2 separate regions of the Homo sapiens genome follow, and region 2 is linked to region 1. The links are chromatin loops, found by intact Hi-C in ENCODE. Cell type or tissue: PC-3. All regions are shown on one strand. Links, peaks and the distances in the headings refer to the core of each region. The heading gives the core; the rest is flanking DNA.

What was found. Hi-C counts contacts between places; a loop is a spot of excess contacts. Peaks named below come from ENCODE experiments on the same cell type or tissue, not always from the same donor. Only the 100,000 strongest peaks of a DNase experiment are listed, where the experiment ranks them.
Region 2: it touches region 1 in a loop (16-fold over the local background); 4 of 110 quality-filtered maps call a loop at or near these places.

The regions. Positions count from the first base shown.
Region 1 is chr11:71,078,553-71,094,744 of GRCh38, reverse strand. It overlaps SHANK2 (SH3 and multiple ankyrin repeat domains 2), which reads left to right. Exons shown (of 26, transcript NM_012309.5): 7 at 57-208; 8 at 2,156-2,323. Among named protein-coding and RNA genes, the nearest start is that of SHANK2, 170 kb to the left of the region's middle. In PC-3, for the core only: CTCF peaks have their summits at 7,570 and 7,772 (motif pointing left); no DNase peak of the experiment used is centred there.
Region 2 is chr11:71,335,383-71,351,574 of GRCh38, reverse strand. No RefSeq gene overlaps it. Among named protein-coding and RNA genes, the nearest start is that of SHANK2, 91 kb to the right of the region's middle. RefSeq lists an enhancer at 7,513-8,012. In PC-3, for the core only: a CTCF peak has its summit at 7,803 (motif pointing right); a DNase peak (open chromatin) is centred at 7,814; H3K27me3 peaks cover 584 bases.

The DNA of each region.
Region 1 (16,192 bases), core at 4,089-12,088:
TTTGTGAGCAGTGTGACAAATGTTGGTTCTAAAGTGTGTGTGTTTGGGTTCCTCAGAGACCCCCCTGACCTTAGCCGCTCAGCTGGACGACTCTGTGGAGGTCATCAAAGCTCTCAAAAATGGTGGAGCTCACCTGGACTTCCGTGCCAAAGATGGGATGACCGCCCTACACAAAGCTGCCCGAGCGAGGAACCAAGTTGCCCTGAAGGTAAACTCGGGCCCATCTTACTTGGGTGCCACCCCGTGCTCTGATTCCGTGCGGCTGCCCCATCCCATCCCCGCAGTGCCCATCCTAGGGGGTCCGTGCACAGTGTTCCGGCCCACCCTAGGAGTCCGTGCACAGTGTTCCGGCTGGAGCTTGGAAGTGAAGCCAGGTTTCAGATTTTCCTGTTCTCTCTCCTGGTTGTCGATGCTTTCAGAATTAATGGTTCCCAAGAAGTCATCTTTCACCTTCTATTCAGTCAAGGGACTTGTCTTTTCAACCCGTAAGGCCAGTGGTGAACCCCAACCCCATCCACAGGAAGACTCACTCATGATCATGAGAGCAGCGCTGAGTGGGTGGTGTTAAGCCATTCCTGAGAATCCGCCCCCATGACCCATCACCTCCCTCCAGGCCCCACCCCCAGCACTGGGGGTTACAATTCGAATTGAGATTTGGGAGGGGACACAGAGCCACATGGTAGATCCCCCCAGCACCCTGTGGCGGGTCCGTGGGAGCCTGCCCTGTTGTGGGTTCCGCGCCTCACCTTCCCCTGCTGCTGTCTTACTGCTCCGTGCCCCTGCCTCACACTGCAGCCACGGCGCCTCTGGACAGGGTGGTGCACGCCCAGGCATCCTCCACCAGAGCCCACACCAGCAGGGATGGGACGTGCCGCTGCAGGTTGACCCCCAAGACGGGGGCCTCGCTGTCCCTAAAGTCTCAGGACTTTCACTTCATTTCAGCTGCACCCCTTCTGTTGGTGTGTGAGTCTGTTCCTGCGTTGCAATAAAGAAATGTGAGATCGGAGTAATTTATAAGAAGAGGTTTCATTGGCTCATGATTCTGCAGGCTGTACAGGAAGCAGAGCAGTTTCTGCTTCCAGGGAGGCCTCAGGAAGTTTCCAATCATGGTGGAAGGTGAAGCGGGAGCAGGCAGTTCCTGTGACCGGAGTGGGAGGAAGACAGAGAGGGAGGAGATGCCACACTTTTAAACAGTAGATCTCATGAGCACTCACTCACTATCACGAAAGCAGCACTGAGTGGGTGGTGTTAAGCCATTCCTGAGAATCCGCCCCCATGACCCATCACCTCCCATCAGGCCCCACCTCCAGCACTGGGGGTTACAATTTGAATTGAGATTTGAGTGGGGACGCAGAGCCACACCGTACCCGTTGGCTTCCTCGGAAATCAGGAGCATTCTTGAAGACGCGATGCTTGCTAGGTTCGCCACCCTCAGCGTGCGGAATGAGGTGGTTTTCCACTGGGCATGTAGGTTAAACCATGCACCTTTTCTCTCTTCCGCAAATGTTGCAGTCACTGTATTGCTGCCCATGCCACACCACTGGCACAAAATGTTGACCAGGCCGAGGAAGGGTCTGAGTGCTGCAGGTCTCCTCGTCTCCCAAATGTCAGCCTGCCCTGCATTTCTGGGCACTGTTTGCTATTTCAGAACTAGAAATGTAGTTGTCTAAAGTTATACCTGCCCCCCCCCCCCTTTATTTTTGAGACTGAGCTTTGCTCTTGTTGCCCAGGCTGGAGTGCAATGGTGCAATCTTGGATCACTGCAACCTCCACCTCCCAGGTTCAAGCAATTCTCCTGTCTCAGCCTCCCAAGTAGCTGGGATTACAGACACCTGCCACCACGCTGGCTATTTTTTTTGTATTTTTCATAGAGACAGGGTTTTGCCATGTTGGCCAGGCTGGTCTTGAACTCCTGACCCCGGGTGATCCACCTGCCTCAGCCTCCCAAAATGCTGGGATCATAGGCGTCAGCCACCACACCCGGCCAGGTTATACCCTTCTTAATTCTGGGGAGCCCAGGAGAAGCACTGGGTACTCAGGGTGTGGGTTGCCTTGACCTGGGGGAGGGTGGTCCTGGTGCTGCTTTCTGGATCACCTCACTCTGCAAAAGGGGTCATGAGACCAATAACGACGGCTTTCAATTTTTTTTTCCTAGACCCTTTTAGAGCTTGGTGCATCCCCAGATTATAAAGACAGTTACGGCCTCACCCCGCTGTATCACACAGCCATCGTCGGAGGTGATCCCTACTGCTGCGAGCTTCTCCTGCACGAACACGCCACTGTGTGCTGCAAAGATGAGAACGGCTGGCACGAGATCCACCAGGTACGTGGGCCCGCTTCTCCACTCTGTTGTACCCACGAACTGACTTCCCCTTCTCCTCCGATCCCGCAGATAAGCAGGGTGGCCCAAAGGTTAGATCCTGCCTTCAGGTATTTTGTTTGGCCTGCCCAGAGTTCCTGAAAATATGTGAATTAAAAATGATTTTAAAATGTGAACGTCAGTATTTGAAAACAGACACATTTGCATAGAAATAGACATTTCTGACTTCTCTGGAGAAACTGGAAGATGAGGCAAGGCTGCTGAGTTTCTGCACAGCAGGAGTGCCCTGCAGTTATGGGGTGGACGCCCCCTTCCCAGGAGCCCTGCCCTCTCCAAGTTCCCACCGTCCTGACAGGGCAGGATACCAGAAAGCACCGGTGTTTTCTGAGCACAGGTGAGCCCCAGGAAGTCCTGATTTGCACGCACGAGGGGCGTGTTTTTCAGGCCCAACCTTGCAACAGTTGGGTTAGGAGGTAGGTCAGCCTGGTCTTGGCAAGAAACAGATTTCACCGGCTGTCTCCAGTGAAAAGTCTTTACCTGATCAGGTAGAGGTGTGGACGGGGTTAAAGGCTGAGGACCCCATAGAAGAGCAGTCTTGGGGAGCCATCAGCACCTGTGAGCTGATGGGCAGGGAGAGGAGATGATGCTCCCGGGAGCAGGAGAGCCAGGGCTGAGGAGGGGGCCCGCAGGCCCATGTCAGGGAGGACTCAGGGAAGGAATATCTGCCTCTCTTCTCTTGGCTGAGCCCTGCCAGAGTTGGAGGACAGTGAGGGAGTGCTGTGGTGCAGGCTGCAGGCCAGGGTCTCCAGGCAGAGGGGTGAGGTGGGTCTGGGAGAGCTGATAGCACCTGTCTACCTAGGAGGTCAAGAGGAGGCTCTGGAACAGCAAGGGGAGGTCAAGGACAGAGGGCCCTGACTGGTTTCTTGCTTGGTTCTCTACACAGTGACTGCCATGGTTTCTCTGGCTACCTTGTGTTCTCCTCTGCCATTACCACCTTACACACCTGTAAGGGAGGTTATGCACTCTGCCCACTGTGGTCAGACTGGGCAGTGGGGGTGCCAGCAGGCCCCGCCCTCCCTGGGCTTTCTTGTGCTAGGTCAGTTCTGGTTCATCGTCGGCCCTGCAGCCTGGAGAAGCCCCTGTTCCTCCCGAGGGATGAGTAGGGGTCTGTGGGGCTGTTCATGGCAGCCCCCGGCCCACACCCAAGCTGGAGCCCGCAGGCAGGGAAGCAGTAATGACTGGTCTTTGGAAGTCCTCTTCCATGCACCCGCCATGAGATTTCTTGTCATTATTGTGCTTTTCTTTATGAAAAAGGAAAATAATTTTCCCCTGTGATCATTAATTTTATGTGTCAACTTGGCTAGGCTCTAGCTCCTAGATATTTGATCAAACAATATTCTAGTTGTTGCTGAGAAGGTGTTTTTTAAGATGGGATTAACATTTAAATCAGTGGACTTTGAGTTAAGCCGATGACCCTCCATGATGTGGGTGGGCCCCATCCAATGAGTTGAAGGCCTTAAGAGGAAAAAGACTGAGATCCCAAGAAAGAAGGAATTCTGCCAGAAAAAGACTCCAGATTCCCGCTGAACACTGCCCTGGGTCTCCAGCCTGCCCTGCAGATTTCAGACTTACAGCCTCCGTGATTGCATGAGCCAACTCTTTAAAATATTTCTATCTTTAATTTTATGTGTCTAAGCTCTAAACTTTTAAAAATTCTCTGCGTGCATATACATATATAACATATAAATGTATCTATGTACACAGACACACACACACACACACACACACACACACACACAGAGGTTGTGTTTCTCTGGAGAACCCTGGCTGATACACCCTGAATGTAGAAGCAGCAGGACACACACACACACACACACACACACAGAGGTTGTGTTTCTCTGGAGAGCCCTGGCTGATACACCCTGAATGTAGAAGCAGCAGGACACACACACACACACACACACACACACACACACACACACGTAGTGTTTCTCTGGAGAACCCTGGCTGATACACCCTGAATGTAGAAGCAGCAGGGGACACACACACACACACACACACACACACACACACAGAGGTTGTGTTTCTCTGGAGAGCCCTGGCTGATACACCCTGAATGTAGAAGCAGCAGGACACACACACACACACACACACACACACAGAGGTTGTGTTTCTCTGGAGAACCCTGGCTGATACACCCTGAATGTAGAAGCAGCAGGACACATACACACACACACACACACACACACACAGGTTGTGTTTCTCTGGAGAACCCTGGCTGATACACCCTGAATGTAGAAGCAGCAGGATACACACACACACACACACACACACACGTTCTGTGTCTCTGTAGAACCCTGACTGATATATCCTGAATGTGGAAGCAGCAGGTGAATTCTTGCACAGCACTCGGAGGTTTTTGGGTTGGGGGAGCTGCTTCCCCTCCTCAGTCTCCTGCCCTGCCCTCGCTTTGTCCCTGGTGGAAACTCGCCAGTGTTTCTGTCCTTGTTCCCTCCTCCTTCCTCCCCTTGACCTCTTCCCCCTTTGTCAACCAACGGTTCCAGCCCCAGATGGCCCTGCCATCCCTCGGCTGTGTGTCAGTGTCAGGCCTGGCCCTTCTGAGCCTCTCCACAGCATCTGGCCCTGGCCACGCTCATTCCCTGGCCCCCTCCTCATTTGTGTCTGAGCTGTTTCAGGGGGTCCCCAAGAGGTCTCCTGGCCTGACCACGCTCGCCTCTTCACGCCTGACCCACTTCCAGCCATTCCGGGTGCACCACAGACCCTACCCACTGCTAATGGGTGCTCATCAGCCACAAACGTCGTCTACTGGGTGTGAGCCCCAGCCATGTGTCTCGGTGTCCTGAATACACAGCCTGCAGCAGTGAACAGAAATGCCTGATGCAAGCCCCTGGTGTTCCCGTGGGGGGAAACCAGACATGAGATAGAAAGACGAACATAAATTACACACACACACACACTCGCACGCACGCATGTACATACAGGTCCACATGTGCGTGGACATGCTTCTGAGCAGGCCTGACAGTGTTCTGTATTTCTGGGCACTGGTGCTCATGCAGTGGCCATGCAGACGCTCACGCCCTGAGACATGGCCCCGTTCCTCTGCCCGTCTCCTCTCCTTGCTGCGCTTGGCTGTCAGCTCTGTGCTGGTGTTTTTGAGGCCAAGCCCGTCTGCATGGCGTGAGCTTCGGCTCCTGTTGAGGATGTGGAAGAGGCAGCTCCCGAAGGAGAATCTCAGCTGTGTTGGGAGCTGTCCCAAGCTTCCAAGGTGACCTGCTTGGAAAAGGGCAGTTCTTGGGACTGCCAAAGCGCTAATGAGCTTGGTTTTTAAAACTCACTAGGCTGATTTGAGGTCAAGGTCAAGTTCAGGACGAGGGGCGGCCCCTGGTGGGGTGGTGCAGTCACCCACAAGGTCAAGTTCAGGATGAGGGGAGGCCCCTGGTGGGGTGGTGCAGTCACCCACAAGGTCAAGTTCAGGACGAGGGGAGGCCTCTGGTGGGGTGGTGCAGTCACCCACAAGGTCAAGTTCAGGACGAGGGGAGGCCTCTGGTGGGGTGGTGCAGTCACCCACAAGGTCAAGTTCAGGACGAGGGGCAGCCCCTGGTGGGGTGGTGCAGTCACCCACAAGGTCAAGTTCAGGATGAGGGGCGGCCCCTGGTGGGGTGGTGCAGTCACCCACAAGGTCAAGTTCAGGATGAGGGGAGGCCCCTGGTGGGGTGGTGCAGTCACCCACGAGACATTTCTACCAGCAAACATGGCTGGGCGAGGGGCGGGAGTCATGGAACCCTGAACACCCACATCTTTCTCGAGTCTCACAGGGTCTCCACCGAACAGCTGCCGGCCCCCAGGGGACAAGGCTGAGTTGTGAGTCTCTAAGAGACATGGACGTTGGGGACGTCCCTCCCGCCTGGCCAAATGGATAATGAGTCTTGTTCTCAGTCAACTCAAAGTCGGTGATTCACGTGAACAGAACTGTCATTTGATGTCGCTGGATGACACCATAGAAACCACTCAATGTTGTTTGTGTGTTCAGGTGTGATGAGTTCTCCAGAAAAACAGAACCAATAGGGTGTGCACATGCATGCATGTGTGTGTGTGTACAGATACAGAATTTTTTAAAATAGTATTTTGAAGAATTGGCTCATGCAGTGGTGGAGCTGCAAGTCCAAAATCTGCAGGGCAGGCTGGAGACCCAGGAAGAGTTGATGCCGCTGCGGGGATCCTGTTTGTCTCTGGCAGAATCTCTTCCTCCTCAGGGGACCTCAGTCTTTTTTCTCTTGAGGCCTCCAACTGATTGGATGGGGCCCACCCACATTATGGAGAATCATCAATTTAGTCTACTGGTTTTGAGAGCAGTCACTGACTTCATGAAGACAGGAGCGCCCAAGGAAGAGGAAGGTTTAAATTCAGGTTTCCTTTAGTGAATGAGTCCTCCAGGCACAGGACAGAGGCGTCTCTTTGTAAAAATAGTCAAATGCAGCCAGGTGCGGTGGCTCACGCCTGTAATCCCAGCACTTTGGGAGGCTGAGGCAGGTGGATCACCTGAGGCCAGCAGTTCGAGACCAGCCTGGCCAACATGGTGAAACCCTGTCTTACTAAAAATACAAAAATTAGCCAAGTGTGGAGGTACCACGCCTGTAATTCCAGCTACTTGAGCGGCTGAGGCGTGCAAATCGCTTGAACCCAGCAGGCAGAGGTTATAGTGAGCCGATATTGCGCCACTGCACTTCAGCCTGGACAATAAGAGCAAAACTACAACAACAACAACAACAACAACAAAACCAGCTAAATGCGTATGGGACCCGAAGCTCGCTTGTTCTCTGTGAGAATGCCTGCTTGAATTTGTGTTTTCCAGACATGTCTTCCCTTTAGACATCACAGTGCTCTGGTTGCATTGCTGTTTTCCTGTTGAGCTCTGAAGGTGTGATGCAGGCTAAAACCTCCTTAAACGTGGAGTAGTTCACAGAGTCCTGAATCCAGCCGCCAGCCCTTTTGCCAGAATAGCCCCTGTGTCTCAACTTTGGGGATTCCTGGAGCTCCGTCCTTTCCCCTCCCACACCCCTCCTTTTTCCTTTTTCCTGCCCTCTCTCCCAACCAGGCAAATGTCTCCGGGCCCATCTCTCCAGCTGGCCCTGGGATGGAGGTAACGGTGGAGGCTGGCAGGAGCCCTGACCATCAGTCACTCACTGCAGCTCTCAGCTGTGACTCCTGGCCTGCAAAGGGCCAGGTTCTGTCCCTGAGGCCCTGCGCTTTGCATTCAGAGCCTGGCTGTCCCAGAGCCACCCGGCCACCTTGGTCCCGGGGCCTGAGCCTGTGCAGCTGCACTGGTACCTTGGAGGCTTGAGCTCTGGGGCAGTGCACCTGCTCCCACCTCAGCTTAGAAAATGTGGAGCAGGGTTTGGAAAGCCAGCCAGGTGCGTTCACTGCCCTCTGGTGGTCTGCTGCCTGTTCATGAAAGGCCCGGAAAGCCATTTTCTCCCCTGCTAAAGATTCTCAGTGATAATGTGAAGCAACTTTGCCTTCGCGAGCCTCCTCTCATTCATCTGCAGGGCCCTTGTGCCTATCAGATGATAAGGGACGGAGCAGATAAGGGATGGGTGCGGGTGCCCTGCACGGGCCTGCAGGAGCAGCGGACAGTGCCGCCTGCCTCCCAGATCATCCTCATAAGTGCTCACATTTACCCTGCCAAGTGGCCCGGTAAATGCCACAGTGCGGGTCTCAAGTCCATCTCTAGCAGGATCTCATCCTTCTCAGGGGACCTCAGTCTTAAGGCCTTCAACTGATTGGATGGGGCCCACTCAATATTATGGAGAATCATCTGCTTAACTCCAAGTCTAATGATATATATATTATTATATATAATATATTTATATATATTTATATTATATATTATATATAATAAATTATGTATTACATAATTATATAACAAATTATATATTACATAATTATATATAATATAATATATAAATTATAAATATATAATATGTATTATATATTATAAATAATATATCATATATCATATATTATAAATGTATATCATATATAATATAACATATACTATATCTTATATAACATATATAATATAACATATACTATATCTTATATAACATCTTATATAACATATATAATATAACATATATAATATATAACATATATAACATAATATATTATATAATTTAATATATTATATAACATAATATATTATATAATTTAATATATTATATAACATAATATATTATATAATTTAATATATTATATAACATAATATATTATATAATTTAATATATTATATAACATAATATATTATATAATTTAATATATTATATAACATAATATATTATATAATATATTATATAACATATTATATAATATATATAACATATAATATGTTATATATAATAATATATAACATAATATAATATATAACATAATATATATAATATATAACATAATATATATAACATATTAATATATAACAATTTATTATGTTATATTAATATATAATTAATATATATATTAAGGTTATATAAATATATAATATATTAAAATAACAATATATATTATTGTTGTATAATATTATTATATAATATAACATAATATATTATGTTGTATCATATATTATATAATATAAATATAATATATATTATATAACATAATATATTATATAATATATTATATTTTATATAATATAATATATATAACATATAATATGTTATATATTATATTATATATATAACATATATAATATAATATATAACATAATATATTATATATATTATAATATATAATATAATATATATTTAATATATATATTATATAATATATTATATAATATATATTTTATATAATATAATATGTTATATATTTTATATAATATAATATATAGCATATATAATATAACATATATATTATATATTATATAACATATATATTATATATATATATATATTTAAGATGGAGTCTTGCTCTGTTGCCCAGGCTGGGGTGAAGTGGGGCAATCTTGGCTGATTGCAACCTCCGCCTCCTGAGTTCAAGCAATTCTCTTGCCTCAGCCTCCCAAGTACCTGGGATTAGAGGCGTGTGCCACCACGCCCAGCTAATTTTGTATTTTTAGTAGAGACAGGGTTTCAACATGTTGGCTAGGCTTGTCTCGAACTCCTGACCTCAAGTGATCTGCCCTCCTCAACCTCCCAAAGTGCTGGGATTACAGGAGTGAGCCACCATGCCTAGCCTAAAGTCTACTGATTTTGAGAGCTGTCACTGATATCATTAAAACAGGAGTGCTCCTGGAAGAGGAACATTTAATTTCAGATTTCCTTTAATGAACAAACCCTTCCAGGCACATGACAGAGGCTTGTCTTTGTAAAAATGGTCAAATGTGTATAGGACCCGTAGCAAACCCAGGCACATGACAGAGGCTTGTCTTTGTAAAAATGGTCAAATGTGTATAGGACCCGTAGCAATTTGGGGGCATTCATTGTCCTGAGCTGCTTTAATTGCACTATGATTCTATATCCTCAGAGCTGGTTACTTCTCATTGCTGTTTCCCATATGAGTTCACAGGCCCAGAGAGGGCAGGTAACTTGCCCAAGGCCACGGAGCAAGCAGTTGGCTGAGCTGGATTCACTCCTGGCCTGTCTCTTACCAGAAGCCTGGTTCTCTATGCTGCCTGTAGGGTTCTCACATCCAAACCACTCACAGCACATTTGTGGCAGAAGAAATTACAGGGGCAGGTGGGTTTTCCTGGACCTCACTGGGCTGTGCCTGGCTCTGCCCTCTCGGGAGAAGCACCTCCGAGCTCTCAGGCTGATGGGCTTTGCATTTAAAGTCTGTGTCTCTGTTCTAGCACCTGGAGAATGGACAGCCCTGTCCCAGGGTTCTGGGCGTTCATCGTGTGGGAGAGCCTGCGCGGCCACAGCCAGGCCTGCTCACAGATGCTGCAGGTGTACTCCAGGGTTCCCCAGGCCGCTGCTTTCCCATCATTGTCTCAGGCCAGGTGCACATGGCCTAAGGACACATTTCAGATCCACCCTCCACTTCACACAGTGGGGATATGCCCCATCCCCACAGGCTGATGTTAGAAGAGCCCCATTTGAGCTCAGGCTGTCTGCAAATTATCTTAAAAGTTGTTATTCGGGCCGGGTGCGGTGGCTTATGCCTGTAATCGCAGCACTTTGGGAGACCAAGGCGGGCAGATCACGAGGTCAGGAGATCGAGACCATCCTGGCTAACACGGTGAAACCCCATCTCTACTAAAAATACAAAAAAAATTAGCAGCAAGTGATGGCTGGTGCCTGTAGACCCAGCTACTCGGGAGGCTGAGGCAGGAGAATGGCATGAACCCAGGAGGCAGAGCTTGCAGCGAGCTGAGACTGCGCCACTGCACTCCAGCCTGGGAGACAGAGCAAGACTCTGTCTCCCCCCCCCAAAAAAAAGTTGTTATTCAAATTACCCTGTTTTGTTTTGTTTTTGATTACCAAAAAATTACCCATGCATCATGGAAATCTTGGAAAATACAAAGAAGTATAAAGAAGCAAGTTAAGAAACACCCCAATGCATTCCCACAACCCAAGGACATCAGGGGTCAGATTTGGGGGTATTCATTCTGTATTTTTAATTGCTAAAGACTTTTACATCCACCGTGCAACTTCACAGCACGCTGGCCCTGGCCACAGGGGGTGTGGTCCTGGAGAGGATGCCGCTTGGTGAGGGATCCAGACCCTGCGTTTCCATGTGCTGAACCCCGGTACCTTCCTTGGGGCAAAGCCTGGCTCTCTCCCTCCCTCTCTGAGTTTGACTCAGTATCTTCGGGATGAGGGACTCTCCTCATGCTGTCTGTTGGCCATATTCTGGCCTGGGTGTTATGCAGCCTGGGGTTGCAAACCCACCTCATCGCTCGCTGGCTCACCTGAGCAAGTGCCCCACCCTCTCTGAGCTTGTGTGCTAATCTCTCAGGTTGGCTGAGTAACAGTTTGTAGAGCTCTGGAGACAGCTATGACAGAATTTACGTGAGGCATTTTCTGCAGTGCCCGGCATAGACCAGGTGCTTAATAAATGTCCCTATCATTATTGTCATCATCTGTCCCCCCATCATCATCCTCATTGTCATCATTGTCATCATCATGTGGCCACGTCTGACGTCATCATTAGAAGTAAATAATACATTAGGCTGGGCACAGGGGCTCACACTATAGTCCCAGCAGTTTGGGAGGCTGAGGCAGGCAGATCACTTGAGCCTAGAAGTTCAAAACCAGCCCAGCCAACATGGCAAAACTTGTCTCTACCAAAAATACAAAAATTAGGGCATGGTGGCACATTCCTGTAATCCCAGCTACTTTGGAGGCTGAGGTGGGAGGACCCCCTGAGCCTGGAGGTGGAGGCTGCAGTGAGCCAAGATTATGCCACTGTACTCCAGCCTGGGCAACCAGAGTGAGAACCTGTTTCAGAAGGGTTGGGGGGGGGGCGGGCGTTAAGAAACAATCCGTTGTATTCAGAGAGTGCCTACCACACCTGCTCCCAGCCCCTCGTTTGATTTTGCTCCCATTGTGCAATGGGTGTGACATCAGTCTGAATGTTGTTACTGGCTGCTATTTGTTATTTATCGCATTTAAATGAAGAGTGTCCGCCTTAAAGAAATAGTTTCGGGCCACAGTGACTTCTCCTCTCCTCCTGCTCCAGGCTGCCCCCTGCCCATCCCTGGCCGGATGCCCTCAGCTCTTGAGCCTCTCTGGGCCCCACGGCGAGGGGACAGGCCCCTGATCCTCCCAGGCCTGTGGGAGGTTCTTTGCTGGAGCCCCACGTTATGTCGTTCTGGGTCCAAGCTTTCTGGTTACCTTCCTGCCAGGGTGGGACTGTGTACAGCCCAGCGTGAGCTGCCTGGTAGAGATGGGAGTCAATGCTTGACTGGAAAGTTAGCATTTAGAATGGGATGGAGCCACATGGGTTGTGGTCTTCCTTCAGATTGAGGTTTTTCTAGTGTACTGTGGTACCCACCGTGTCCAGGTGCTGAGGCGATCACTGTCCATCTAGGTATCGAGGTGATTGCTGTGTCCAGGCCCCAAGATGACCATTGCCTAGGCACTGAGATGACCACTGTTCAGGCACCGCAGTGACCGCGGTGTCCAAGCCTGGGCTTGGTCACGGTAAGCACAATGCCAGGTAGCACAGGAAGGGCCAGCGTGAACAGCAGCCAGGTGGAGAGCCCAGGAGCTCCACAGTGCCAGCCAGGAGTGGCTCATTCTGGCCAGGGGACGTGGGAGCAGTGTTGGAACCAGGCTGTGGTGCTGGCAGGTGACCCTCAGATCTGGGCAGCTGGCATGCATTGGCTCCGGGGGGACATTGTGAACAGGGTTCTGGCCCTTTGTGCTGGCATGTGCTTGGCAGCCTTGGAACTGGGACCGAGCCTCACTGTGGGACGTGGGTGCTGGCAGGTACTGCACCTTTCCAGATGAGCACCTCCAGGGTGTGAGAGTGTGGGGTCCCTGCCAGGTGGCAGGACCAGAGCACGGGAGCCCTTCCCCGTGTCACTCTGGACCTGGGGCTCAGGGTCTGCCCCTGGGCACGAGCGGCCGAGCCTCTGTGGCCCCCGTGTCTGGAGCCGCAACAGTGAGCTGTGCTTTCAGGGGATCAGCTCTGAATTGACCTGGGAGGTCAGTTCCATATTCTGAGCCCCTCTGGCCTGGCAAGGTTCTGTTTGGAGAAGGAAGAGAGGCATCCTCTCTCTCTGAGCCTCCAGAGGGAATGAGGACCCTTGAGTACCTGCCTTCCCAGTCAGCCCTGACTCTTCAGGGACATGCGGGGAACAGGAGAGGGGATGGGTGAAGACCCCGAGACCAGCACCCCACCCTCTGCACTTTGGCAGGTCCTCTATCCTGCCCTCCTGACATAGGTGACATCTTTAAGAGACCTCATCTTTCCAAAAATCATGTTATGAGAGTGATGGGCTCCATGGGGAAGGTGGGCAAGGGCCGCAGCTTTATGTGGGAATGCCAGTCATCTCTCCTTTTGGAATTATAGCATGATGTCTTTTGTCTGTGATCATTTCAGGCTGAACAGCACACATTAGTAGACCCAAAGTGATTGTGTTTGCTGCATAGGGCTGCCACTGCAAAGTTCCTCAAACAATAGACATTCATTATCTCACAGTTCTGGAGGCTGGAGTCCCAAACGAAGGCGTCGCAGGGCTGGTTCCTCCTGAGTCCTCTCTCCTTGGCTTGCAGACACCGCCTTTTCTCTGCATCTTCACAGGGTCGTCCCTCTGTGTGTCTGTGTCCCCAGCTCCTCTTCTTATAAGGATACCAGCCAGGCCAGATGGGATTAGGGGCCCCCTAATGGCCTCATTTTAACTTAATCACCTCTCGAAAGACCCTCTTCACATACAGCCCCATGCGGAGGTACTGGGGGTGGGGACTCCAACGCATGAATGCTGCAGGGATGCAATTCAGCCCGCAACACCAACAAAACTGAACTAGCCACTTTCTGGTTTGCATCACAGCCCGTCCGCTGCCCGTGTTCCTGCATTCATTCAGGTGCATTGGCCTCCTTGACTACTGGGCCAGCAGGAAGACCACAGCCAGCCTTTGAAAACCGTGGTATGCGGGGCCACGGAGCAGCTGGTGGCTCAGGCCATGCGAGGGGGATTTGCTTGTGTTTGGACGAGACGTTGTTTCTCTACTGACGGGCAGCCCACTTCCTGACCCAGTGAGAGCCGAAATGATGTGACTCTTTGTTGTGTGGGCTGTGGTGTCTCTACCTCATGTCACAAGGCATATGTTTTGGGAGAAATGCCTAAGTGTGGTTGGGAACAATTTTGTTTGGGGCACAGAGCCAAGCAGAAGTGATAGGGGGTTCGTCTCAGCCGACCTGTGCTGCTCCCCTGCAGTGCAGTGACCTCCCCGCTGCTCTGGTTGCTGTGCTGGGCATTGCACAACCCCAGGTGGCGCCGTTCCTCTTGCCATAGTTTTAGGTCCTGTAGATGTATCACCAGTGTCCAGCAGGTGGCGTTAAATGGCTTGAAGGAAGGAGCACCCTTTTTTCTAATTCACACCAAGTCTTGTGGTTGCACAGGGCGGGTGGGACGCTAGGCATCGCTGGGGCAAACAGTCTCGAGGGGAGCCATCTCCAGGTGCCCCTGCCCAGGCCTCAGCAGGAGATTCAGAGGCAGCAGACATGGGTGGAGCCTCCCACACATGCATTTTCCAAAAAGCACCTCAGGAGAGTGGGTACGGGGTGCAGGTGTCAAGGGCAGTGTTTTGCCTTTCATCCCATTACTCTCCACCCTCCTATCACCCTCTCAGCTGTCTCAACAGCCAGAGACCAGACACCCTTTTCAAAATAAGAAAAGGAGGTTAGTGTTGCTTCTCTTGTGGGAGGATGAATTCCTTCTTTTAACACTTTGGTAGCTTTCAGTATCTTTGTGTCAAGCGAGTTCGTTCTTTCTTTCCTTCTTTCCCTCCTTCCCCACTTCCCTCTCCTCTCCTTCCCTCCCCTTCCTTCCCCTCCCCTCCCCTTCCTTCCCCTCCCCTCCCCTCCCTTCCCCTCCCCTCCCTTCCCCTCCCCTTCCTTCCCCTCCCTTTCCCTTTCCCTTTCTCTTTTTCTTTCTCTCTCTCTCTTCTCTCTCTTTCTTACTCTCTCTTTCTTTCTCTCTTTTCTCGGAGTCTCACTCTGTCTCCCAGGCTGGAGTGCAGTGGCGTGATCTTGGCTCACTGCAAGCTCCGCCTCCCGGGTTCACGCCATTCTCCCGCCTCAGCCTCCCAAGTAGCTGGGACTACAGGCACCCGCCACCACACCCGGCTAATTTTTTGTATTTTTAGTAGAGACGGGGTTTCACTGTGTTAGCCAGGATGGTCTCGATCTCCTGACCTCGTGATCCGCCCGCCTCGGCCTCCCAAAGTGCTGGGATTACAGGCATGAGCCACCACACCTGGCCTATTAACTTTCTTTTTAAAATTGTAAATTACTGTTTCCATTTCCAGCTTATAGAATAGTTGCAAGAATAGTACAAGGAACTCCCATATGCCCTCCACGCGGAGAGCACATTTGAGTGGTGACGGTGTCCCAGTAACATCCCTGATAGAAGAGGATCCAGCCTGGGACCTGCCTGGAGCCTTTCCATCTGGGAGACTCCCTCGGGCTTCCCTTAATTCCTATGGCTGTGACTGTTTTGAAGATTTTGGGGCGGTCATTTTGTTGGGTTTGCTCAGTGTTTGCTCGTGATGGGATCCAGCATATGCATTTGGCAGGAATGCCTTAGAAAGGATGCTGTGCTGTCAGCATCACACCTTCACGGGGATACATGGGGACCATTCGCCTGGTACTCATTGTGGAGGTCACACCGACCACCTAGTCAGGTGGGGTCTGTTGGGTTTCTCCTCTTTTGATGCAGGGCAGGTGAGCCCAAAAATGGGGGCTTAGCCCAGGAGGGCTCTTGGCTCCACCCAGGAAAGAATTCAAGGGCAGGATGGTGATGTTGGCAAAACCTTTATTGAAGCAGCTGTGAACAGCAGCAGAGACTGCTCCTTGCAGAGCAGGGCTGCCCCAGAGGCAGTGTACCCAAAGCAGCAGCTCAGAGGCCGGGCTGCACTCACATTTATACCCACTTTTAATTACATGCAAATTATGGGGCAGGTTCTGCAGGAATTGCTAGGAAAAGGGTGGTAACTTCTGAGTCGTCAGGCCATTGCCAGGGAAAGGGGTGGTAACTTCTGGGTGTTGCCATGGCAACAGTAAACTGATGTGGCACACTGATGGGCGTGTCTTATGGAAAGCTGCTTCTGCCCCGCCCTGTTTTAGCTAGTCCTCAGTTTGGTCCGGTGTCTGAGTCCCGCTTCCTGAGTCCCACCTCCTGCCTTACTT
Region 2 (16,192 bases), core at 4,058-12,057, 260 kb before region 1:
TGGCAGTTCACATTCCAGGAGGGAAAATGGTTGTAAAACTATATCAAGCCTTATGCAGAGGTGGGAAAAACAACCAAGAAGGCAGCAGCTCAGAAGAAAGATCCTGGGCCAGGCATGGTGGCTCATGCCTGTAATCCCAGCACTTTAGTAGGCCAAGGTGGGGGAATCGCTTGAGGCCAGGAGTTTGAGACCAGCCTGGGCAACATGGTGAAACCAAAAAATTAGCCAGGCATAGTGGCGTGTGCCTGTAGTACCAGCTACTTGGGAGGCTGAGACGGAATGATCACTTACACCCACAAGGTCAAGGAGGCAGTGACCTATAGTTGCACCACTGCACTCACAGTGAGTTACCGTGCCTGGCCCTTTTTTTTTTTTTTTTTTTTTTTGGTAGAGATGGGGTTTTCCTGTATTGCCCAGGCTGGTCTTGAACTCCTGGGCTCAAGCAATCCTTCTGCCTCAGCCTCCCAAAGTCCTGAGATTATAGGCACGAGCCACTGCTTTTGGCTAAGATCCTGATTTAAAGAGAGGTAAATATTCACCATTCTGTAGAGATGCTTAAAACTGATGAATCAAGAGATTGCAACAAAAGCAACATATTGTTTAATAATACAGATAAAAGAAATACTTAAATACTTAAAAGAATTAAAGAAGCTGGGTGGGGTGCATGTGGGGGCTGCTGTTTATCCTTACAATCCCTTTGGCACTATGTGGCATGCACTCACACACACACACAGAGACACACACACATACGCCCTACTTTGATTTACAAAAGGAGGATAAGGAAGAAGAAAAAGAACAAGCCCTTGCCTCCTACAAGGACAGACAGTGATGATGTCTAAGAAAGTGTGATGGGGAGCCCGGCGTGGTGGCTCACACCTGTAATCCCAGCACTTTGGGAGGCCAAGGTGGGCAGATCACCTGAGGTCAGGAGTTCAAGATCAGCCTGGCCAACATGATGAAACCCCAGCTCTACTAAAAACATAAAAATATAAAAATTAGCTGGCTATGGTGGCACACGCCTATAATCCCAGCTACTCGGGAGGCTAAGGCAGGAGAATCACTTGAACCCAGGAGGCAGAGTTTGCAGTGAACCGAGATGGTGCCATTGCACTCCAGCCTGGGTGACAGAGTGAGACTCCATCTCAAAAAAAAAAAAAAAAAGTGTGACAGGGGTTACAATGCTTACAGGTGCATCTCTGGAAAACCCCAGATCTCATCATCATTACAAGAACATGCCATTTTAAAATCCTCATTTTTTTTCTTTATGCTTTCAAAGAACACCAGAGAATCGTGAAACCCAGGAGTGCCTGGAGATTTGGGTTCATGCTTCTGTCTCCTTCTTAGCTGTGGTCCAGCCACTTGGTCCTTGTACGCCTTTGCTGCCACGCCTGCTGTGACAGTGGCCAGCTAACCCCTGGTGGCAAACGGGGTGTATTTGGTGGTTAGAGGTGGACATAAAGGCACTCCAGCCACATCCCAAGGCTCCACATCAGGAGGGAACAAGCCTCACAGGAGGCTGGCTCTTCTCTTGTGTGGGTTCTGACCAACATCAGCCCGCTTCACCAGCTTCTAGGAGCTGCGTAACTTGCAGCTGCACACGTGCATGTCACACAGGGTAACTCTGGGTCCCTGTGCAGGAGAGAGACGTCATGGAGATTCACTCCCTTTGTGCAGCCACCTCTCTTGTACTCTCAGCGTTGGCTCCTGCCCAACCACCTGAGCTCCCTGTTCCCCTCGGCCTCTCTCGGGCTGGCCCTGTCATCCCCGACCCAGGAAGCTGGTCGAGACCCTTCTGAGTGACTGGCCCTGTTTCCACCCAGTCCTGACTCACTGTGGGAGTGAACGGGGAACAACAGCCTGAGCCTCGGATGGATGTGCGGCTGAACAAAGGGGATCCTCAGGCTGTACCTGCTCCCCCAGCAAGGCCCCTACTTAACCATGGCCAATGGCCTGCCATCCCCACAGCAGGGTTTTTCCTGGGGGGGCACAGCCCCTGGCCGATGCTGTTGGTTCCTCTAAAAAACAAAAAAACAAAAACACACTCTCTTCTTTCCCGCTTGCCTCTAGTTTTGCTTTTCCTGAAAATCCAGTGCTGCTCCAAGTTCAAAGGCAGCTCCTCCAGGTTCACAGCTGCTTGGGAGGCCGAGGATAGGACCGTGTAGTCACCTGGACATGGGTGTCATTCCCAGCCCAGGACCTTACCAAACTTCCAGAACCTCAGTTGCTTCTGTGAAGTGGGAAGAAGCCCAACTCCCACAGTGTCTGCTGTGAGACGGCTTCAGTGAGAGGGAACCTGCAAAGCATGAGTGCTGGGGATGGGGCGGCTTGAGGCCGAGCCCCTCCCGCACCGCCCCAGCCCCAGCCTTCCACGCTCCTCCCTCATTTTCTCTTCCTCTCTCAGTTTCCCTTGGCCTATTTGTTTTTCCCAAAGGTAATCCTCGGTATGATCAGATAATTATCTGAGGCAAGTGCACAAAATCACACATTTGCAGAGCACAGCGCTTCACCTGGGGAAGCACATAGGTGTTTGCAACACATTTTCTCTCGGCAGAAGACGCTAGCATAGCAGCACCAATGCAGCTAAAAGAGCAAGGGCTCTGGAGCCCCGAATGCAGGTTAAATTCCTGCTGCGCTTCATAATAGCTGTCAGCCCTCAGCCACTGGTTCTGAGCCAGTGCTGAGCAGCTTTAGGGGAAGGAGGGAGAGTAGGGAAAGAAGGGCACTTGGGCACTGGAAGATGGAGGCAGCAAGGAGTTGACAGAAGAGAAAAACCCTGACCTGGAACCTAGAAAATTGTTGCAGCCTTTTGGTGGGCCCCAATATTCCGGGTTCAGAAAATGCACACTTGGGAAAAGTAATGGTATTTATCCTGTTTGCACCGACTAAAATTCTTTCTCCTTTGATAATTAGGGTTTTTGCTTTAATGCTCTCCCATGGGACAGGTGGCTTACGATGGCTTAGATTGGCATTTTCAAGGGAAGGAACGAGTCTCTGGAGGTGGCCTCAAGGGATGTGTTAAGAACTTACCTTATCACTGTGGGGCCCTGAGAGTTGTTCCTTCTGAGCCTCTCTCAGAGGATTTTGTGGTTAAACTCCCCAAAGTGTCCATTCTGTCTCTACTATTTCACCCTGCAATCTCTCCTGAACCCCATCCAAGCTGAGGTTCTTCCCCCAATCCACCAAAACTATCTTTGTCAATGTCACCAATGACCACCATGCTGGCAAATCCATTAGCACATTCTCATCTTCCTTTCACCATAGCTTTTGACACAGCTGATCTTTTCTCCTTCGGGAAAGACTTCATTCCTGTGAGTTCTAAGACACTGTAGTCCCTGTGTCAGGAAAAATTGGGAGAAGAATTTAAAGTGGGAAGAAAAAAACCAAGCAAACTTTACTGAGCATCCTGTCTAGTACACCCTCTGGATTCTTTCTACCTTTCATTGGGCTACTTTATGAATTGAGAAAAGTTGTAGAAAACTGAGAACAATGCAAATAACTTTTGTTTCTAGAAAGGCAAATTAGTTGTGTCTGCTGGAATGCAATTGGTTATTGGCCTCTGGTAGACCTGCCATGAATGTTTGTAAATTTGATTCAGGTTTCTTTAGTGCCTCTAGAATGGCTGGGGCTTTGACTCCTCCTTTGAACTGGTTGTAACATCTGATTAGTTCCTTCATTTATTCCTGAGTTAAATAGCATCTTAGGTGCTCATTTCATGTTTCAATGAGAGTCTTCATTTTGCCTTTTGGACACACTCTTCTTTTGCGCTTCTCCTTGTGCCTACCTTCCAAGCCATTCTTTCTCCTTCTTTGCTAACTCTCTCTCCTTCACAACTTAGATGAAACCTTCAGTCTTGTCCTCAGATCTCTGTGCTGATCTATCTACCAGCTTTTCCAGGTGATCCAGTCCAGCCTACTGAATTAAAAATCACCTAAATGTTAAGAACTCTCAAACTTACATGCCAAGCCCCATCCACTGCCATGATTCCAGACTAGTGAATCTGGTCTCCTGGAAAGACCATTCAGTGTCTAACAGGCATCTTGAATCAGACGTGTCCAAAATACAGTGTGGGATTCACACTTCCCATGCCTTCAGAACTGTTCTTCCCCTGTGGCACCTTCCCTGACACCCTCTGCCCAAGCCACTATTGACTTTCACCTGGAATACCATCAACCTTTACCTGGGACACTCAATGCCTTCCTAATGAGACTCCCCCTAACCCAATCTATTCTTCAACTATTGGCCAGCATGATCTTTTTAAAGCACAAGCTGGATTTTGTCTCTGTCCTACTTAAAACAATCCTGGCTTCCCATTGAGCTTACAGTAAAATTCAAGCCGCTCAGCCCTGCTTTTAGGACCCTAAAAGATCCATCCCCAACTGCCTCTCCAGTCTCATCTCTGTTCTTCCCTTCACTCACTGCACTCAGTCACACTGGCCTGCCTGTGCTTCCCACCATGGGCTTTACATTTTCTGTTCCCTCTACTAGACATGCTCTTCCTGCAGGTATGTGCATTGTGAATTTCCTCATTTTCTTCATGGGTCAGCTCAAATGTTACCTACTCAAAGAGGCTTTTCTATACCTCCCTTTAAAAGCAGCATCTCCCATCACTCTCTAACCCCTTCCACTGATTTACTTTTCTGCACAGCATTTGTCATCAGCTGACGTTATGTATTTATTATATCCTAATGTATTTTTATTTCTATCTTATCTACTGGAATGAACATACCTTTGTCTATTTCATCCATCACTGTATATCCAGAATCTAGAAAGGTACCTGGCACATAGTAGTTTCTCAAAAAACATTTATTGAATGATCAATCACTTTCCCTTCAAGAGACAGCACCCTTACAGGTGAATATAAATATAATTTATGATATAAATAGAAAGATGGGGATTCAAGAAGCAAAATAGAACACTGCAAGCACAGAAGGAAGAATGAGCAAAAGCATATGGACAAGAAAATTCTGCAGTTTGATGCACCTGTCTATCTGTGTCTCTACTTCAGTTCAATCCAGCAAGACCAACTTGAAGGCCTCATACATGCTGGGCACTGTTCTGGAGCTAGGATATGGAGATAAATGCCACCTTGACCTTAAGAAACTCAGTTTGGGGAGGGGAGTTTGGTACATAGACAACTGACAATCTAGGAAGCCACTACTCTATAGAGGCACCATGTAAAGAAGAGTGGAAACGCAAGGTCAATTCAACTTGAGACTCAAGTCAGGATAGGCTTCCCAGAGGAGGGACTGCATCTTGAAGAAGGGACAAGAGTTTCATGAGCAGATTACGAAGAAATAATTTGTTTAAAAATTATTTTATAGGACTACAATATTTGTTGTATCAGTCAGGATGATCAAGGTTATGCTGAAGTATCAAACATCCCCCATATCCCAGTCATTTAAAAGAACAGCAGATCATCTCTTGTTGAGACCACATATCCATTGCAGGTCCTCAGGCAGCAGGGACAGTGAGCAAGGAGGCTCTGTGCAGAGATGTCCCTCAGGGCCAGGGTGTAGGGAGGGAACAGCTGTGTGCTCAAGCCCCTCAGCTGCCAGGCAAAGGAAGAGTGCTCTTGGAGTCGCATGCCAGCATTTTAAATGCTTTGCCTACTTCTCCCCACAGTCCATGGGGAGTAGCTTGTACCATATTCACTACTCCCTGCAAAGGAGACAGAACAGGCAATCCTGCCATGTTCATGCACAGAGGAAAACCAGACAATCTGGTAGGCAGCATTAAGAGTTACCCCCAGGGCACAGCAGACCGCAATGGTGGCCTTCCCAATACCACCCTTTCCTTCTTCCTATGACAGTGGCCTGGTGAGGCTGAGGCAGGCGTGCAGCCCGGCTAAAGAGCTGCATTCCCAGCCTGCGCCCCTGCTAGGTCTCGTCATGCGACACATCTAAGAACCACGCGATGTGACTGGCGGCTGCAGGATGAAGTCTCTGGGAAAGTGGCTTAAAAAGGACAGGCTAGGCCAGGCGGGGTGGCTCACGCCTGTAATCCCAGCACTTTGGGAGGCCAAGGTGGGTGGATCACCAGCGGTCAGGAGTTCCAGACCAGCCCGGCCAACATGGAGAAACCCTGACTCTACTAAAAATAAAAAAATTAGCCAGGCGTGGTCATGGGCACCTGTAATCCCACCTACTTGTGAGGCTGAGGCAGGAGAATCACTTGAACCCAGAAGGCAGAGGTTGCAGCGAGCCAAGATCACGCCACTGCACTCCAGCCTGGGCAACAAGAGCAAAACTCCGTCTCAAAAAAAAAAAAAAAAAGAAAAAATCACCAGGAATGCTTGTTAAAACCTAGATTCCTGGCCTCAACACCCAATTTGCCAGTCTGGGGTTGGGCCCAGGACTTTTCTTTCCTGATAAACTCTCAGGGGCTGCTGCTGACCTCAGATCATACCCTGAGTAGCAAACTCACTGGGGCACAGGCTAGTCCCGGGAAATCCTGCAAGTTGAGGTTATGAACCAATTCACCTATGAGCTCTCCAAGGGCAGGAGCTGGGTTTTATCCACTCACAGACGCTTACCCCACTCGCTTTTCCTCCCACGGCTCTGCCGTGTACACCCCGTGTTCCAGTCCTTCTGAATACGGCTGGTCACTGAACCAATGACACAGTCCACTCTCTTGTTGACTTACGAAGCCCACATGCACCAGGCACGGTGCCTATGCGTGGGGCAGGCCTGGGGTTCGGCCTTTCTGACCAGCACCCCCGTGATGAAATGCTGCTGTTCACAGGCCACCCTGGGGTAGTCAGGGCCAGGGGTCCCCTCCCCACCTCCTAAAATAAATGCAGGATCTAAGAGCAGCACTTGCTCCTCTCCAATGCCAGGTGCAGACATGGGAGAGCAAGGCCGGGAATGCTGTCTGGAGGACCCCCCAGCAACTTCCTTCTCCCAGAAAAGCAGAAGTACCTGTCCACTCACACTACAGTGACTTTCAGCAGTTTCTGGGGTTAATTTCTCAAAGTAAACTGCTCAGGACCACCTCATTCCCTTCTCTAAATCCCATGTCTCTGCACACTCCACAGGGGGCTGTGAGGAGGGGGCGTCTAGCTGTGTATCAGCTGGGGCTGGGGCTGCAGATGCTGGGCCTGCTCTCCTGTTTGTTGGACGCTTTGGCCCCAGTCTCCTGGTTGGGAAAACAACACAGACCCTTTAGGCTGAGAACAAAAACTCCAGCCTCCGTGGGGTCTCTGGAAATGGTTGAACTCCCGTACAGGAGTCTGAGAAGGGGACACACAGATGGGGGAACAGGAGCAGGTTTGGCCTCACGGAGGGGTGGGCAGTGGCTCCTTCGTCCTGGTCAGGAGCAGGGCACGGCTTCCTGAAGGAAATGTACCTGCTGTACTGTAGCCTGGCACAGAACTAGGGCATCTGCAGATCTAAACAGGGTGAGCCAGGAGATGAGGGGCTGCAACAGGGGAGAGGAAAGGGACGGGCAGGAGGAAGCGGGAGGAAGAGGAGTGGGAGTGAGCGGAGGGAGGAGGAGGGAGAGGGCAAGAGGAAGAGGAGGGAAAGCAGCTCTCACTAGTTCAGCAATGACCAGGACGGTGTTGTGCATTCTCTGTCTGGTATAACACAATAGCCCTACCAGGGAGGCTGTATTTCTAGCCCCACTTTACAGAAGGGGAAACTGAGATGTAGGGAACTTCAGGAACTTGTCAAAGGCCATTCAACCCTGAGTGGCAATGCTCAAACTCAGGGCTCTGCCAAAACCCCGGCTCTTGGCCTGCAGAACCCGAGGAGGGCAGGGGACCAGCAGGGGCTTTGGCCTCCAGGTCAGGACGCGAATTCTAATCCCAGCCTGCAGAGGGAGCATGTGGGTCAAAGGAGTTGGCAGCTGACTGGGTTCCGGGTGGGAGGGAGGAGCATGGAGTGGCCTTGGGGTTCCACAACGGGTGCTCAGGGTGATGACAATGCTGTCCCTGAGCCTGAGCCTGCTGCAGAGCACAGGGACATCGGGAGGAGGACGTGGTAGGCCTGGGTGTGAGCAGCCGTGTCAGGGGCCGCAGGGAGGGTGGATGGGAGCATGGGCGTTGAGAATGTGGCTGCAGGTGGGCTTCCTGAGTCCCCAGCCTGTGGGTGGGGCGAGGGCCCTTCCCTGGGTGAGGAGAGCCCGGGAAAAACAGCATCGGAACGGGTGGAAGAAGGGACGGAACCCACAATGGACCCCGGGAATGGGGCAAGTGGAGCGTGACCAGGGCGTGGGGACAGGCCTTCTTGGAGAGAGGGTCCCCGAATGCAGGGCTGGGAAGTGAGGAGGCGAAATGGGAGCGGGACAGCTCTTCTGGAAGCTTGGCTGGGAAAGGTGGTCTGGGGTTCTCTCTCTCTCCCCACTCCCTGCCTGCTTCTGCTTCAGTATCAGTGCATGAGTCAGCTGGGGCTGCAGTCACAAAGCCCCACAGGTGTTTATCCTCTACAGTTCTGGGGTTGCAGCCCAAGATCAAGGCAGCAGAGTTGGTTCCTCCAGAGGCCCTTCACTGTGGCTTATAGCTGCCACCTTCCCTGTGTTCCCCTGTGCATGTCTGTGCCCTCATCTCCTCTTTTGATAAGGACACCAGTCAGATGGGTTTAGGGCCCACCCATGTGACTTCATTTTAAAATAATCACCTCTATAAAGACCCTATCTCCACCAGGCACGATGGCTCATGCCTGTAATCCCAGCACTTTGGGAGGCTGAGGCAAGAGGATTGTTTGAGCCCAGGAGTTTGACACAAGCCTGGGCAATATAGTGAGAACCTGTCTCTTAAAAACATATTTTTAAAAAAATTAGCCAGGCATGGTGGTACATGCCTGTGGTCTCAGCTACTTGGGAGGCCAAGGCGGGAGGATCACTTGAGCCCAGGAATTTGAGATCAGCCTGAGCAACATGGCAAGACTTCGTTTCTACAAAAAATAAAAAAGTCGGCTGGGCTGGTGGTGCGCGCTTGTAGCCCTAGCTTCCTGTGAGGCTGAGGTGTGAGGATCCCTTGAGCCCAGGAGGTCGAGGCTGCATTGAACCATGATTGCACCACTGCACTCCAGCCCAGGTTACACAGAGATTTCTGTCTCAAAAAACAAATAAATAATCAAAACAAAGGTCCGGTCTCCAAATACAGTCACATGCTGAGGTGCTGGGGTTAGGATATCAACATAGGAATTGTGGGGAGACACATCTCAGCCCACGGGGATCAGTCGCAGCTTGAACTTGAGCTCTGACGTGGCTGTGGTCGGAGGACTCTGCATTCCTCTGGCTCTGAGATGTGACGTAATCACATTACCCAACCCACTTCTCACGTTCTCCACTGGGAAGCCTCACAAGCACCCCGAGACCTGAGGAGTCACCCTTGACTCTCCCGGGACTTGTTGGCACTCCCTTCAATGCAGACCTCCTGCCCAAGCCCCTGGTTTCTTGCCTGGACGACTGCGAGCCCCTCGCTGGTCTCCTGGGCACCCCCAGCTCTACTCCCTTCCGTTTTCCTCCTTGCAACATTTGTGAAATGCAAACTGGACCATGTCACCCCCTTCCTCAAAGCCTTCAGTGCTGCCCTGTTGCCCTTCGGACAACATTTCACAGCCTGGCCTGCAGGGCCCTGCCTGGCATGGACCTCTCAGCCACATTTTGAGTGGCCAGCCGTGCAACCCATGCCGTGTCTATGTTGGTCATCTTTCCATTTTTTGAATGTCCCAAGCTATTTCCCTCACCTGAGATTTGTCCAGAGCTGCTGCCTCCTCCCGAGATGTCCTCCCTGACTCGTCACCTGGCCAGCTCCTCCCACCTATGGGGGTCCACCTAGGAGCCACCCCATCCCTGCATGTCTGTGCTCCCACCTCAGCTCACCCGAGCACATCTGCCCACCGTGCACCTGCTCCTTGCTGGACAGTGCTGTAGGGATAGAGCATACACGAGACAAACAGGCTCCAGCAGGGCAAGGCGGAGAGCAGGCAGACGGGTAAGGAAAATAAACCAATGTCAGGCTAGTGGCAGGTGGAGAGTGAGGTCTCCTTTTGGAGGTCGTGGTCTTTAGTGGAGACCCACATGACAAGAAGGAGCCAGGGAAGAGCACCCCAGGTGGAAGGAACAGTTGGCGCCCAGGCCCTGAGGTAGGGATGGGGGTGGAATGTCTGTGGAAGAGAAGAAAGGACCATCGGTGGAACCTGTGGAAGCAGGCAGCACGAGCACCTGGGGAGGCTGCGAACTGAAGCCTGCAGAGTTTGTAAGCCCAGGCAAGGGATCTGGATCTTACGCTACTGGAGAGTTTTCAGTAAAGATGGGACATGATCTGGTTTATGCAGTTAAAGGATCACTCTGGGCCGGGCACAGTGGCCCACGCCTGTAATTCCAGCACTTTGGGAGGCCAAGGCACGAGGATCACCTGAGGTCAGGAGTTCAAGACCAGCCTGGCTAACATGGTGAACCCCTGTCTCTACTAAAAATACAAAAATTAGCTGGGCGTATTGGCTTGTGCCTGTAGTCCCAGCTACTCGTGAAGCTGAGGTGGGAGAAACCCTTGAACCTGGGAGGCAGAGGTTGCAGTGAACCGAGATTGTGCCACTGCACTCCAGCCTGGGCCACAGAGTGAGACCCTGTCTCAAAAAAAACCCCACAAAAAACAAAACATCACTCTGGCCATTCTAAGAAGACAGTATCAACAGAGAAGGGACATGCAAAGAGACCCCTTAGGAGGTTACTATAGAAGCCCAGGAGAGAGTTACCAGTGACCAGGGCGAGGGTGACGGAGTAAAGCTGGAGAAATGTGTGCAGACTAGTCTATGCTTTCAAAGTAGATTTAAGAGAACTTGCTTAGGGTCAATAAAGGTTGCAAGAGAAGAGGAAGCAAGGCAGATGCTGGAATTTTGACCTAAGCATAGACAGACCATCCCCTGAGAGTGTAAACCCCAGGGCACATCAGACCGTGATGGTGGCCTTTCCGATACCACCCTTTCCTTCTCCCTATGACAGTGGCCCGGTGAGGCTGAGGCAGGCATTCAGCTCAGCTAAAGAGCTACATTCCCAGCCTGCACCAATGCTAGGTGTCATCATGCAGGGGTGGGGGGCACAGGGAGGAGGACCAGGATTAGGGCAGAAGCTGAGAAAGACGGAGTATGAGTCTGTGGCCAGGTGGAGTTGGAGCTGCCCCCACTGCACCCCTGACACCCACTGCCTGCTGTGCAGCCCCCTGAGGCTTGCTCACCGTGGAGCTGCCCATTTCCACGGCATGTAGGCTGAACTCTGTCTCAGGAGCACTCCTCACTGGACTGTGACCTGCAGGACATGGGCCTCCCTATCTCATCCTCCTTCACCACAGAGGCCCCACACCCCACCCAGAAGCCTCAGCGCACAGTGAATGTGCCGCCAGTGTCGTTGGAGCGAATCAGTGACGGATGGAGGAACGCAGACATGAAAGGACCGTTGCGCTCGGTCCAAAAAGAACATCAGTAGCCCTTTGGCAGCTTGGTTCCTTGGCTTCCCCTGAAGTGCCTTTAAAATCAACTACAGTAAGAACTCATCTTTGGAATGGCCATCCACGTATTTTATGACTAATCCTGAGAAACCAGCATCACAGAGCCCAATAGGCAATGACAGTAACTATGGTAATTAACCCAAATCGCCCTTCTCTTTAAAGACCAGAGAAGCACAGGAGATGCATCCCCAGGGACTGTAAGGGATGAAGATGATTTCTTTAAGCTCCTGATATCTGCTCCACGGACGTGTAAAATCACAGCTTTGAACTCCTAGTTGAGTTGCCAGCTCTGCGGGCTCCAGAGAGACCACACACGGGTAGCCGCTGACTCACCTACACCTCAGCCCTGGGTGACCTCTTGGTTACAGGTAACCATGCGGCAGCCACCAGGCTCTGTCCCCTGCCTGCTGTGTTTTGGAGGTAGAGCCTGTGCTGGGAAGCACAGTTCCCGAAATGGTCTCCTTCGGCCTCCCAGGGCGATGCATTAGAAGTAACGAGAAGCTTCCCTGTCTGTCTGGATGGGGAGACCAGCAGGCCTAGACTTGCTAAGCAAATGTGTTTCCTCTTTGGAAAATGACTGTCCCTGGCAGCTCCCTGCCTGGACAGAGTCGGGTGCATAATGGACCTTAACTATGCGTGGGTGTGAGGAACAGGAGGGCCGGAGGCAGGCGCGGGGGCCAGACCACCCAGAAGCATGTGCTTTTGAAAGTGAAAATGAGCCATAATGACCCAGAAGGGTGTTGCTGCTTCATATTGGACTCCCAGTGGTGGAATACGTGAGAATGCTTTCAATTTTGTCGTTGAGACACCGTTGATTCTGGGATACGGCTGTGCGTGCGTGCTCTTCATCGTGGTGGAAATGGCTTGTCTTAATAAGCTCTGGAGCAAATGCAGGCTTTCAGAGTCACGCTGCAAAAACAGCATTTGGCTGTCTGCAGAGCTCCCCCAAAGCAAAGCAAACGTAGGACATGAGAGTCAAGAGAAAAAATCCTGGAGGAGGCAACCAGGGTGTGAGGGGGCCAAGACTTAGCAAATAAAAGTAACAGGGTGCATAGTTATATTGGAATCCCAGACACACAGTATTTTTTTTTTACATATAAGTATGTCCAAATAGTGCATGAGGCATACTTACACTAAAATAAATAATAACCCACTGTTTATCCCACATGTTATCTGGCAGCCCTGTACGGGGAGCGAAGCTCTGCCTGCCGCACATTAAATGAGTTTGGCTTGCCATCATTTCTGAAGGTTGAATTGTTGTTTCTGAACATTTTAACCCCTTGGCAGAAAGGAGGAGATTAGCTTAGCAAGTACTTTAATGGGTAGTTCACACGCTGCTATTTGCTATGGTAGTCTCCTCTGTCAGGCCGTTCTTGCATTGCTATAAAGAAATACCTGAGGCTGGGTAATTTATACAGAAAAGAGGTGTCATTGTGTCTCACGAACAGGAAGCATGGTGCCAGCATCTGCTTCTGGTGAAGCCTCAGGAAGCTTCCGATCATGGTGAAAGGTGGCAGGGAGCCAGCGTGTCGCAGCGTGAGAGATGGAGCAAGAGAGCGACGGGGGAAGGGGCCACACACATTTAAACAATTAGATCTTGCATAAACTTCCCGAGCAAGAACTCACTCATTGAAGGAAATAATGTATGCAGTGGCCCATTTCCAAGACAAAGTGCCTTAAATTGGCTTAGGTCAGCAAACTACAGAAGAAACAGGATATACTAGGCCCCTGCTTGGATAGCCAAGGCCCGCTTGCCAGCCCTCCAACCCCCTTGGTTGCCCTTACGTGAACTGAAGAAGTTTAGTCTAAGATGAAAGTTTACAGGCCGGGGGCAGTGGCTCACGCCTGTAACCCCAGCACTTTGGGAGGCCGAGGCAGGCGGATTACTTGAGGTCAGGAGTTTGAGACGAGCCTGGCCAATATGGTGTAACCCCATCTCTACTAAAAATACAAAAATTAGCCAGGCATGGTGACGCGTGCCTGTGGTCCCAGATACTCGGGAGGCTGAGGCAGAAGAATCACTTGAACCCAGAAGGTGGAGGTTGCAGTGAGCTGAGATTGTGGCACTGCACTCCAGCCTGAGCAACAGAGCGAGACTCAGTCTCAAAAAAAAAAAAAAAAAATGAAAATGTACTAGCCTGCAAAATAGCTAGCTTTTTCTGTTCTTATCAGCCTGCCCAGATACTTAAGTCATAAGTCAAATACTTGAAGAGCCCCCGAGCTGACTAGGATTGCAGTGCATTGTGGGCTGCAACAAAGTGCAGCAGGACAACTCCCAAAAATAAAACACCTGAAGTCCCTGCCTAACAATCAATAGGCAACATCTGGGAAGATTGTGACCCCACAGTACTCAGCCTATGAAGAACCAGGGGAGCGACCTGTGCACTGGGGGATGAACTGCTTGTTGAAACCGTGCTGGGTGTGCCTGCCCATCGACACCTGATCTTGCAAAGGCATCATTAAAAGTCTCATGTTCACCATTCTCCAGGTGCCTGAGTCCATTCTTTGGGTTTGGATGGGTGAGTTTGTTTATCACATCATCACCAAGGGGACAGTGCTAAGCCACTCACGAACGAGCCACCCCCATGATCCAATCACCTCCCACCAGGCCCACACCTCCAACACTGGAGATTGCAGTTCAACATGAGCTTTGGAGGAGACAAACATCAAAACCACGACAGCTCCTTTTCCCCTCTGTGCAGGCTGCACCCACAGCTGCTCCAGGGCTACGTGGCTGGATGCAGTGCTATGCAGAAAGCATGCTCCTTCATCTTTAAAAAACCCTGCAGGGTAGGGATCCTTGTTCCATTGTGAAGATAACTGTGTAAGGCTCAGAGAATGGCAAGAACTGCTCTAGCTCATGCAGCACATTAGCCAGGGTTCTTTAGTTGTAAGCAAGAGAAAAACAGGTTCTGTCTTGCATAAGCAGAACAGAAATGTATTAGAAAAATAAAGGGCAGCACAAACATGGCCAGAAGGAAGGGAAAACGCTGCGGAACTGGTGACAGGAGGTGTGCGTGGACATATGCCCTGCCGGCCCCAGACACAGGCCACCAGGTCACACTGGCCTCTCCCAGTCTCAGCCTCCTTTTCCCATGGTTCCGATCCACAGTTCAGGGCAGACATCTGATTGGACACAATTTACAGTGGCTGCATCTGACTGTCCCTGTTTAGGACAGGTGCATCTGATTGGGCAAGACTTTCAGGGAAAGGACACCTGATTGGACAAATGACTCAGGGCAGGCTCATCTGATTGGCTGAGTCAATCCACATTCCCATGCCCAGCTTCCAGGGAGGCTGGAAAGCAGAAGGGACCAGTGCTTTTAGAGTGTGTCTTAGAAGGGCAGATTATCCTTACCAAGACCTAAGGAGGCAGGTCCTGGAGAAACACAGCACCAACAACCAATATCTGTGCTCAGCTATGAAGCCGTGGGGTGGGAAACTAAAGGGAACCTGGACGGGTCCAGCCCCAAAGCCCCTGTTCTTTCCATTTTCCGTGCTGCCTCTGGGCAAGCCTGGGCCCTGGGTGGGCTCACAAGCCATGGGGTACCCCTCTCTATAAGCCTCTCCAGCACCACCTTTCAGAGCTCAAACAGCAAAGCACATCGCCAGAGGACACTGCCTGTGGGACAAATAAGTGAGCTACAAAAATGGCTTGGCACTGATTCTGGTGCTGCTCTAAGTCACAAAACCTTTCTCATCGAATATCTCATTATCCCTGCAAATCAGCCGATTGCACAGATAAGGGCGGCAGCCATATGGTCCGGCTTGCTAGGACAATCCCTGTTTTACACCTGTTGCCCTGGTGGAATTATTGATGGCACTGGTGCTCATTCTCAGAACTGTGCAATGTGGATGATGGATGGTCCCCTACAGATGAGGAGGAATTCTGAACTAAAGATGGGCTTGGCATGTCCTGGTGCAATTTCACCACCGTGCACCTGGATGTGGTCTTCCTCATAATTTTTTCTGCTCATTTGTACCTCTAGCATTTCCTTTGTTATTCTTGCCAGGAACATAAATTGAGATGAATAAAAAAGACATTGTGGCCTCTGGCTCCCAAGATCACATCTTCTCAGCTGCACTCTTGGAACACAGCAAAGTCAGGGTGATTTCTCTTCAGGGCTCCGCACAGAGCAACACCTTCCAGTCAACTGCCCTTGGCCAAAGCACAGGAGGCAGCTCCATCATTCTAATGGCTAATGAGGAAGTTTTCCTGCAGGTGAGCACAGAGCCACCTCCAGAGCCCAGAAGTTTCCAGGGCTGTCTTCCAACTTCTGGGTTCTGTCTCAGGTCTGCAACATTGAGTCTTTGCAGTGTCTATTCTGTTAACATCAGCCCTACCTCCCAGAGCCTTGGGCTTGCAGCTTCGCTGATGAACAGCCACTCTGCTCACTGTGCCCAGTCCCAGGACAGCCACAATGCCAAATGCATCTCCCTGGCCTCATCTGTCCCCTGTCCTCTCCTACCCAGGCCAGGAGTCCCTGCTCAGACTAAGCTCTGCCCAAACCAAGCAGGAGAGTCAGCTGACCAGGGTGGAGGTCTTGGGCCAAGCAAAGGCCCTGGGTTCAGAAGGACCAAAGGGTGGGAAAAGTAGCCACACAGCCCAGAGGCCAGCTGGCAGAAGCCAGTGCCCAGCAGTCACCCTAGATCCACACCTCTGTAGAGGGTGAGTTGTCCACCTCCCTGTGCAAGCCTGGTGGACTGCAAACTCTGGGCCATTCATCACCACACCAGGCTGCC